2 separate regions of the Homo sapiens genome follow, and region 1 is linked to region 2. The links are chromatin loops, found by intact Hi-C in ENCODE. Cell type or tissue: Calu3. All regions are shown on one strand. Links, peaks and the distances in the headings refer to the core of each region. The heading gives the core; the rest is flanking DNA. Region 1 has its middle 8.2 kb from the start of KRTAP4-6. Region 2 overlaps LOC107985072 (a long non-coding RNA gene).

Region 1 (5,391 bases), core at 194-5,193, 180 kb before region 2:
CTAATGCTCTCCCTCCCCTTGCCCCCAACCCCCCGATTTCCATTTTTTGTTTACCTTTTAAACCCATTTATATATAGTCTCCTTCAGAATTTTCAGTTATCTCAATTCCCAGGGGTTATATTCCCTTTTCCTGTGTCTACTATACTACTCATGATAAATTATTTTCTTACATATTTTGTAATATTTGCCTATGCATTTATCTTATGCAGAAATTGACCCCTGTGGGGGATCCCATGCAATCTGTGTGTGGTTTCTTAGAGGTTTATTTTTCCTTGTGCTTAATGCTTTTTTATTTTTATATTTTTTTCTTTTTGGGGTGTTCTTTCTGTGTGCTATTCCTTTTGCTTTTGTTTCTGATTATTTCAAGGACATGCACTATTTAGTATCAGCAGTTTCTCACCTTGAGGTTCCTCCACTATGCATACAGTGTGAATTAAGAAGCTTGGTGATATTGCATGGTTTAGTTGTTCATGACTTTATTACCACATAAAATTCCTGTAGGCAGACTAAGGTTTTCTTGTCTCCATCTTATGCACAAAAATGCTTTCAGAATGTAAACCTTAAGTTTACATTCTTCTCTTTTGACATCAAAGGGATCTTGGCATCATGAGAACAATCTGCCCAAACAGCGTTCTTAAGAATATAAACTTTATATAAGGGTCTTACTTCCTAGATCCTGCCTGGTGATAGTTTCAGGTCCCATTTCTTGTACCTGCCTGAGTTTTAACCACCAGCCTCCAGTTCTGAGGGCATCTAACTGGATGCCAAACCTTCCCACAGGCCACAGGACATCAGCTAGTGTTTGCCATTTGAGTTCCCTCTTAGTTTCTGACAAATGAGAATTTTTCTCTACTTTTCTCAAGTTCAACTACGATTGAATTTTTTAAAAAATCTTTGAAGAATTTATACTTACTCATACCAGGAAGTGGGTCTGTCAGTATCAACTCAGTCAGCTACATTGCCAGAAGTTCTTTATTTTCAGAGACCCAAGGAGATGAAAGATTTCCTGTGTTAGAAATATTTTTAAAGGGTTTTTATAGTAGATGCTCCTATGAAGTAAATTTTATTATATACTTCAGCATTTCCTCCAAAAGACCCAAACTCCTCACTCTTATTATACTAAGAATTGTTAAATTAAGTTTAGCCTAAAGCTGCCTCTTTACATATTTTAGGCTTGGCATAAACGTTTCTCCATGCATAGTAAACTGTAACCTAACTGGATATGTAAACAAACTGTAACCTACCTTTCCAACAAGTATCCAAGTCCACGGCAGCCCAGTTCTGGTCAATCACAGGGGCCAACTGTTTAAACCATGTTCAACTAAAGCAAACGTTGAGCTCTAACGAGCCCAGCTATTTCTGTCCCTCACTTTGGTTTTCTGTACATCACTTTCCTTTTCCTTTTTTTTTTCTTTTTTTCTTTTTTTTAGATTAGGGCTACTTTTAATAATTGAGGTATGTGATCATAACTCAATTCTTCATCTTAATCTTCAGATATTTAGTAGAACATCATATGGTCTCAGTTGCAACTACTCAAATCACTTTCCTTTTTCTATCCATAAATGTTATTTAACCAAATGGAAGCCAAGGAGTTGCTCCGAACTTGTGCTTGTCTGGGAGCTTCCCAATTCATGAATTATTCTTTGATGAATTAAAATCTGTTAAATTTAATTTGCCTAAATGTTTCTTTTAACACGCCAAAGAAAAAATACTTTTTCAATCCTAATTCGTTTTATTTTTAAACTTTTTTCATTTTTGAAAACATTTCAAACTTACAGAATAGTTATAAGAGTAAAGAATTCCTTATGCCATATAGTCTTCACCTAGATTCAACATTTGGCCACATTTGATTTCTCTCTCTCTCTAGAGAGATGACATGGATAGAGATAGACTTATGTCCTAAGACTAAGGACATTTTCATGTATAACCACAGTAAAGATATCAATTAAACTGAATGTTGATGCAATATTATTACCTAATATACATGCTATATCCAAATGTTGCCATTTTTCCAATATATCCTATAAAGCAATTTTTATCCATGTTCATACATTGCATTTAGCTATCATATCTCCTTACTTTATTTAGACCTGAAATACTTGCTCAGACTGTCTTTATATTAGATGGTGCTAATATTTTTGAAGATAGCAGACCAGTCGTTATGTGGAGTATTTCTTAGTCTGAGGTTATCTGATGTTTCCTCATGCTTATATTCAGGTTTTGCATTTTAACAGAAATATTGCATAAGTAATGTGTCCTTTCAGTGTGTGACTTCAGGAGACACATGCTAGTTTGACCATTATTAATGCTGCTAACTTTGATCCTGTGATGAAGGGTATGTTCTCAAGTTTCTTCACAGTAAAGTTAACATTTTCCCTTTGAAATTAATAAACAGTTATTGGGAAAATATTTTGAAGTGTGCAAATATCCTGCTCCCCATTAAACTTCCACCCAATAGTTATAGCATTCATTGATGATATTCACTTGATCAAGTTTTATTATAATGGCTGTAAATGGTGATTTGAAACTCCTTTATTCCTTCTACATTTACTCATTGACATTCTACTGTCATGGATAACTTTCTCATCTTCCTTTTTTTAACTTCTCCATTTAATTCATATCAATATGGACTCATCAATCCTTAATTTTATTTGATGGGTTGTAATCTATTACTGCCAATATTCATTTTGGTGCCCAAGTCCCATATTAGGCCAGTGAAAGTTTATTCAGAGTAGCTCCAAATGCCTTTTCATATTTTAAAACAATGAGTCATTGTTAACAGTTTCAAATTGAATAAAGGAAATGATACCTGGTGCATACTTTGAAGAAGTCTAGAGAGTCCACTATCTAATGAGCATTTATGACTCACAAATAGGATATGTCTTCCTCATTGCTCACCGGTAACTAACTCAGAAAGATGAGCTTGTTTCTTTTTATTTCCCTACTCTAATTCTGCTTCTCTTTGACATCAAAAGAGATCTTGGCATCATGAGAACAATTTGCCCAAACAGGATCATGGCGTGATGCACAGATCACAGGTACATACCGGACTGAATCCATGTGATGGGCCATCTTGAGAAGACACAGTAGACAAAGAAATAGGCAAGATAATTCTGTGAGAAAGTCCAGATTGGAAAATCTTAACACACTAGGAAAGGGAAATAATATTTTCCTACATCTTAAAATATTTAACCAGAAAAACGTAATGATCTAATTTCGTGTATAGTGTATAGGTGTGTTTTAAACTTCCCTCTACTCTCTAGATGTGAGAATTTGAGTCTCTGGAAAAAAGTGACAGCAGACTGATCAACAGGAGAAAAGGCATACAAATTTATTACATGCATGTGCAGAGCCTCACAAACTATAAGACTTGAAGAAGGGCCAATGATTGAAGTTTGTATAGCATCAGAATAGGGTCTTGGGGATTCTTAGGGGAGGTGTCCACAAGCTATGGGAAGGTGAGGGAAAGAAATGTATGGTGAACAAAGGCTGTCTTGCTATGTAGGTAAAGTCTTTCAGGCAAAGCCGCTCTGGGGTGATGTCAACATTTAGCCTCTTTTCCTGTTATATATCTTTCCTGGATGTCTTCAGGCAGATACGGGAACCTCAGAGAAAACCTCTGCTTATAGCTGCTGTTCCCCACAATTCCCCAATCAAGGTACCAAAGAATCATATTTTGGGGTTTTGTTTTCTGAGCCCCAACATCTCCATAAGAAAATAAAGTAGGAAATGATCCCGGACATGGTCACAGCTGCTTCAGCAGAGCACAAAAAAGGACAGGTGGCAAAGGGACTTTCAAATTTACTAAGCTCACTCTCTTACTAATATGTATATTTAGAATTGTTATATCTTCTTGCTGAATTGATCCCTTTATTATTATATAATGACCTCCTTTCTCTGTTTTTACTGTTGTTGATTTTAAGTTTGTTTTATCTGTTATAAGTATAGCTACCCCTTCTGGAAAAATAAGCTCATAATGGTCAAAATTGAGACATAATGTTATAAAAGCCTTGAATTTTAAAGAAAAACATAATAATTATTTAAAGAAAAGTAATCATTTGAACATCCAGGCAAAATGTCCATGTCAACCAGAAGGAAATAAAACGAGCTTGTTTTCACACATTTTGATGAAAATGTCAGAAGATAATAGAGTAATGCTCAAGGAAAGAAAATGTGAGGCAAAGATTTTAAATTCAGCCAAACTGAACTTCAGGTATAAAGGCCACAAACAAACTATTATAAACATGAAAAAACTCAGTGAATATTCTCCACCATGGGTGGATCCTGAAGAATTTATTAACAAGTGAACTTCATAAAATCAGATGACTAAAGATACTGGAAGGACATCTACATGAGGTCTGGATCGATATATATCCTTTGGAACTAAGAACAGAATGAACGATAAGCCTAAGAGAGGAAGTGTGATAACTAACAGCTATGTACTGACAATGTTGATACAGCACAACTACCAAAACAGGAAGGAAAAGGAGAGCAAATATATAAAGTAGAAGTTTGCTGATTGCCTTATAGATATTAACCAGGAATTCAAATCTCATGCTCAGGGAGTGAGGAATAAAGAGGTAACCAGATAATTTCAATATTTCTGTAAGCAGAGAATCAACTGACAGTAGCTAAAAAATAGAGCTCATGAGGTATATAAAGGTAACCGTTAGTACAAAATACAAACATTCCTAAATACCAAAAGGCATACTGAGAAAGAGAGAGAATTTAAAAGGTGAAAGATTAGAATTTTAAAAGTGAAAGACAGAGAGATAGAAAGATAAAGAGACAGGCAAGAGAAATATTTAACAAATATAGAAGATAACTTATTATATATCATTATTATATATAAGTATAATAAAAATGACATAATTAAATTTAAGCATATTGATTATATCCATACATATAATAGGCTCAACTGACTTTAAAAAAAGATTTTCAGATTGGCTTATGAAAAGGAAAGCTCAGCATTATGCTGTCTATAAAGAGACACAAGTGAATCAACAAGCATCAGAAGGTTAAAAGTGAAAAGGTAAAGACAGAGATACATATATGAAAATGCAAATGGAAGAAAGCAGGGGCTACAATTCTTCTATCCCACAAGTTAGACTTACACAAAAAGCATTACAGAAGACAAAGTAGGAAAAAGTATTATGCTAAAGGCTACAATCAACACATAAATATAGAGATAAAACTTCACATACAGAAGCTACAGTTAATATAAGAATAAAAATAAGACAAGCCAATAATCAAATACTCTAATCCACTATGGAATTAATGAGAGAAACTGTGGAGAAAAATTAATAAGAATATTATTTTATGTTTTTGTTTGCTTTGTCGAAGATCAGTTGGCTGTAAGTATTTGAGTTTATTTCTGGGTTCTCTATTCTG
Region 2 (5,391 bases), core at 314-5,313:
CTCAATAAAGCATTTTTCAGTTCTTAGGGTATGTATCGCATATCAATGAGTCAATAATGCCTGATGCCCACATCAAAGACACATGCATTGTGTAACTTACAGCTTGATGATTTACTTCCTCCAGACAAGTAGCAACTTACACTAGGCAAGTGGAATGCAGAACTCCCAGAATGACCTCTTTTAAATCAATAATTTCTCTCTCATCTGAGTGGGCAGAGTACCTCCGGTCAGTAGTTAACTGCGTACTATCTCAGGCTGCAGGATGAAAATGTGGAAAGAGCATGGAACTGGGATTCAGAAACCTTGGGACGGAGTCTCAATCCAGCCTGGGCATGTATGACCTCGAGTAAATAGGATATAACAATATAAGCCCTGCCTACCACACGGCTGCAAGGATAAAATGGAATAATAATGGTGAAAGGGTCTCATAAACTGTAAGGTGCTTTGCAGAAGGGCATTCCTATTCCCTATATTTAAACCTAGACACATGTCGTTTCCATCAATACCTTCTTCCTTTCTTTCTGGTTCAGTGCTGGGCCCAGGTGGACCTTGATATATATCATCCACACTAAAATCTGCTCCGAGCTACAAAATTAGGGTTGAGGAATCTCACTGGACTCAAGCTAAGATTGAACTGATGCAGCAGTGCCATTTTCAGTTTATCCTAGAAGTAGGATGCCTTCCTCCTATGGAGAGCAAAATATCCCCCATGCCATTCATGGTTTTAAAAAATATATGATTATAAGCTGCACAGTAAAGAGGGGAGTTAGCCACTCGAAGGCTTGCAGTTTTGTTTTTTTTTTTAAGTGTCTTCTTCGTATAAGAGAATGTAAAACCATTTGCTGGTTGTATGCATGTGGTCAAAACTTTTAAAGGCAATAAGGAGACTGGATTTTTACTAGGAGGCTAAATAAGTATCCTACACAGCCACAGGAGGAAATTTAAGGTTTTATGACAGTTCAGCATAAGTCAGCAGCTAGAGCAGAAAAGGGGCTCGTGGGGAGGGAAAGTGTAATTTTAGCACAGTTCGAAAGACAACCATGAATCAGGAAACACAGCATGGTGTCCAGAGCCTGAGGTCAAATCCTATATCTCTGCTTCTCACTCTGAGGGTCCATAATTATATTTCTTAAAAAGGGAGATATTTTAGATATATTTTTTCTAGATTTTTTTCCTTTCTTCTTGTTGACTCCACTTCATGTCATAGCTAGTTTAAACTCTTCCAAACACAGAGGTAAGTAACCACGCTTCCCCCTTTCTCCTTGCCTCTCACCCCTTAACTGTCCCCCATCACCTGCCCCCATCACACAGCCCACACCCTTTGCATCCTTACTTCCCAGAGCCAATTCCAGCAATTGCTGATCAGAAGAGACTACCCAGAAACTTTTCCTCCAGAGTTCAGTTAGTGGTAACCCCTTACCTGACGTCCCGCCAAAACTTCTCCAGTGTGACCCAGAAGCCACCTGCAATTGCATTAATAGGGGAGTCTGTATCATTCAGATTCCTGGGCCTTACCCCAGACCTCCTGTATCTGCATCTCCAGCTGTGGGACCTGGGAATCCAAATTTTAACAAAAGTCTCAGCTGAAGTGTGTGCACTGAATTAAAAGCCACTGCTTTATCACTGATGGGGGCTTTTGGCTTAAAGATCTGAATGACTTGATGACTTATTTGAGGCTTTTAGATTTGGGCATAGCTTGATAGACAACCACACATGCAGATTCCCCCCTCCTTCGTGTCTATTCGCCTGTTTATAAAATGGAGTTAATCAATAATGACCAATAATTTAATAAATATCATCAACTCATTTAATCCTCACAACCCCATCATGAAGTAGATATTATTAATAGCCCCATTTCACAGATGAGGAAACTGCTGGGCAGAAAATTTAACTGACTCATCCATGCCGCACAATAATGGGATTGAATTATCAGTACTTTTATTTCCTTAGAAAGGTCAAATAGCACCTGATACAAGAACAGAAATAATCTGTAGTAGCAACAGCTTGCTTTTCAACTCTTCAAAGCACCCTTCTCCAGCTCATCACAGCTTCCAGTGAGAATCATCCAAGGAGTCTTTATCCCTCATCCAGAAATGCAGAGAATATGTGGATTTTTGAATGCGGAAGGTATTGGATGGCAGCTAATAGCATTTTTAATGTGAGAGATGGAGAATCTGGGGCACAGAAAGAACAGTAACTGGTCCATGGTACGTGGGTCGAAAAGAGGACCAGTGCTCTTTCTTCTGCTCCTCACTCTCCTTGTTCCCCGTCTTCTGCTCCTCACTCTCCTCGTTCCCAGGCACATCTGTAGTGAACAGGTGTGGACTGAGGCCTAATGTGAAGAACACTGGACCCCAAGACAGTGACCTCAGGCTCTAACTCTCAGAAGTACCATTTGGCTTCTCTGTGCTTAGACTCTGGGCAGTCACCATGGACTCTTCAAAGCTTACGTCCTTAGTTTCTCTTACAAGCTCTGACATTACTTATCATGTCTAGCTTTCTACCTCTGTAAATAAGAACTGACACCAAAAAAAGTCTTCCAACCCCCCCCACCCCACTTTGCCAGTGTCTTTTAAAGGCAATTGGATGGTATCAGTGAGATCTTCATGTCTTTAGAAGATAATGACTCTATGTTGTTATTAATTCCCATAATTTCCATTTTTCAAACAATGAAGAAAAGTATCTTACTCTAGACAGAAACGGATCCCTTACCTGAGTAAGTTTATCCTATTTCTGTCCATTTTGATTTAAAATTAAAGTTTTTATAATGAAAACACATTTTAAAAGCAAACATCCACTTTAAATGAGAGAAGGGGGGAAACATTAAAATTCAAGAGAAAAGGAAAGTGTCCCCAAAGAGAAGAGAATAGGTCATTATTAGGTTAGGAAGAATTTCTAGGCTGAGGCAATCAGCATCCGTGACACAGACTTGGGTTAGTCTCAGGGCAAGCAAACCTTGAATACATTGTTTCAACACTGTGATCAAATGTCTTTTATAGGAAATGAATCCTCTGGGTATTGGGCTGGCTAGAAATATCTGATCAGTGTGTTCATGAATGATTCACAAGTTTCATGGGAACAACCCACGCACCCAGTTCAAATGGGAACAACCCTGTTTGGCAACATTGAAAGGTTTGCTGTAATTATCCTTTCAGGTTAAACATCATATTTGGAGAGCTTTCCTAGGTGATGCTTTTGAGCCACAGGCTACCACTTACATGCACATGGGAAAAAATGTATATCAATGTTTCTAAACATCTTAAGAAGGCATCACAATAGCAAAATTTCTGAATATGTTTTCTTGATCCTCTCTCTCTCTCTCTCTCTCTCTCTCTTTCTCTCTCTCACCCCCCCCCCTCTTTCTCTCTCTCTGGAACAACCCAATAGTCAAGGCGGACATACTAGTCGTACCTGGAGAAAACATCTCAGACAGTAAGATCTCTTACTTTTTTCAGGAGGAGAGCAAGTTTGGGACTCCTTTCTCTTTTTCCTTCTCCAAAAACAAACAAACAAAAAAAACAGAAACAAAAAAGAATCAAAAAGGCCTTTCTGCTAATCCAGAAGCAAAAATTTCCGATATTACAGCTCGTTATGGAGGGCCACTGGGCACGCTAGTGCTCAAGAGTTTCCTGGAAAGGGTTGTATCCACCCATTTGGTATCTGTGGCCCTTAAAGAAACTGCCTAACTCTACTGACCCAGAAGACCTAGAGAGAGACCATGCTTTGGGCTGAACATCTCTAAACATGGGTAGCTGGTCATAAAGAACTACCCATCAACTGTATGTAAGAGTAAAAAGGTCTTCTCTCTGCACTTCTGTGGAGGATAAATGTCTGTCAGCTCATTTTCCATTGACCGGAAAAAAATAACTGTGTTCTCTTCCTTCACTGCCACTTTCTAAGAAACACCCCCTTCCCCACTCCCAGCATAGACTCTGGTTGCAGGGAGAAGTCTCACAGTGGAAGGTAAATAAAATTACTACCCATGTAAGAGGACTCTGTTAAGTTCAGTGGGGAAAGGAGACTAGGATGAAATCTCAGAACAAGCACCCTTTTAAAGGTATTAGAAAAACCTAGAAAAGAACTTTGGCCACCTTTGTTTAAAAAGCAGAATCATGTACTGATTAATAACACATACTTGAATCTAGACCAGCTGGGTCTCTGATTCCCAGCCCTGCCACATACCATGAGATCTTGGGCAAGTTACTTAATCTCTCTATTTCCTCATCTTTAAAATGGGGCTATTAATAGCATCTACTTCATAGGGCTGAGATGACATCATTAATTAATGCATGCAAAGCTCCTAGAGCATGCCTGGCACCCAGTAACCTTGTTAGTAGGATTGCATTATACTGCTTCGTGAAGCTTACTTCAGTTGGCAAAACAATCACATGAGAGCTAATGAATTATTTCACTTGAGCCAAATGACAATGGCATAGTCATGCAAAGCCATTCTGATAACTAATGAAAGTGCTATATTAAGGATAGAACCTTTCTTTTTAAAAGAAAGCTGAGTCACACCTGACCCAAAGTAAAAACCACATAAAGGTCCAACTCTTCTGTTTTCCAGAATGTTAGGGAGCTCAGTTGTAAAGGACCTCTCCATCATGTATCAACCTTCACAATCTTTGCGGCCAGTAGGAAGAAGATAGCCCTGGAGGAGAAGGGAGAACAGTTTGAAGTCATCCCTGTAACAGGATCACTTTTGTGGACAACTGAAATGACAGGGCAATTCAGAGAGGACTGATGGCCCTTCTCCTAGTACAATATCTGTTACCCTTGTCTCTTGTGGCCCTGATGTTTCCTGGAGTCAGGTTATGGTGTCAATGGAGAAAACAGCTGGAAGGCTTCTCCACCGCCAACACATAATAAAAGTAATCACAGATGCACAGAAGCCACAGTGTCTCCTAGGGCCAAAAAGTAGAAAGAGTAATGCTTCTTTCATTCAATTAAAAACTGATTAAATATTATGCCTCTAGACATTGTGCTACATGCTTTACATGAATTATCTCACTCAATTCTCACAATGGCCCTACCATACTATGGTTATTACCACATTACTAACAAGTGAACTAAGGCTTACAGAAGTTAAGTAATTTGCTCAGTGTCACAGCTAGTAAATGTTAAAGTCAAAATCTGAACAAACTCAAATCCTCTATTCCAAATGCCCAATCAATTAAATAATTACTCAAGTTTGAAAATGTCATACATGTAGCCTAATGAAAGCTATAAAGAATTAAAGAAATAATGCTTGTCTTGGAGGTCTAAAGAAGGTGAGCCATATCCCTGGTGGTTCAAGTGGTTAAGAAAATATTTTAAAAAGAGAAAGTGAGCCCTAAAAACACAACACAACAGTGTCCAGCCCAATCCAGGAAGGGGCAACACTGAACTCAT

The links. Peaks named below come from ENCODE experiments on the same cell type or tissue, not always from the same donor. Only the 100,000 strongest peaks of a DNase experiment are listed, where the experiment ranks them.
Region 1: a loop joins it to region 2, with 2.5 times the contacts of the local background. A loop is called at or near these places in 1 of 110 quality-filtered maps.

The regions. Positions count from the first base shown.
Region 1 is chr17:41,129,669-41,135,059 of GRCh38, reverse strand. No RefSeq gene overlaps it. Among named protein-coding and RNA genes, the nearest start is that of KRTAP4-6, 8.2 kb to the left of the region's middle. In Calu3, for the core only: no CTCF peak of the experiment used is centred there; no DNase peak of the experiment used is centred there.
Region 2 is chr17:40,951,727-40,957,117 of GRCh38, reverse strand. All of the region lies in intron 1 of LOC107985072 (a long non-coding RNA gene), which reads right to left. Among named protein-coding and RNA genes, the nearest start is that of KRT39, 13 kb to the left of the region's middle. RefSeq lists enhancers at 1-583, 2,482-3,681. In Calu3, for the core only: no CTCF peak of the experiment used is centred there; DNase peaks (open chromatin) are centred at 3,077 and 4,217.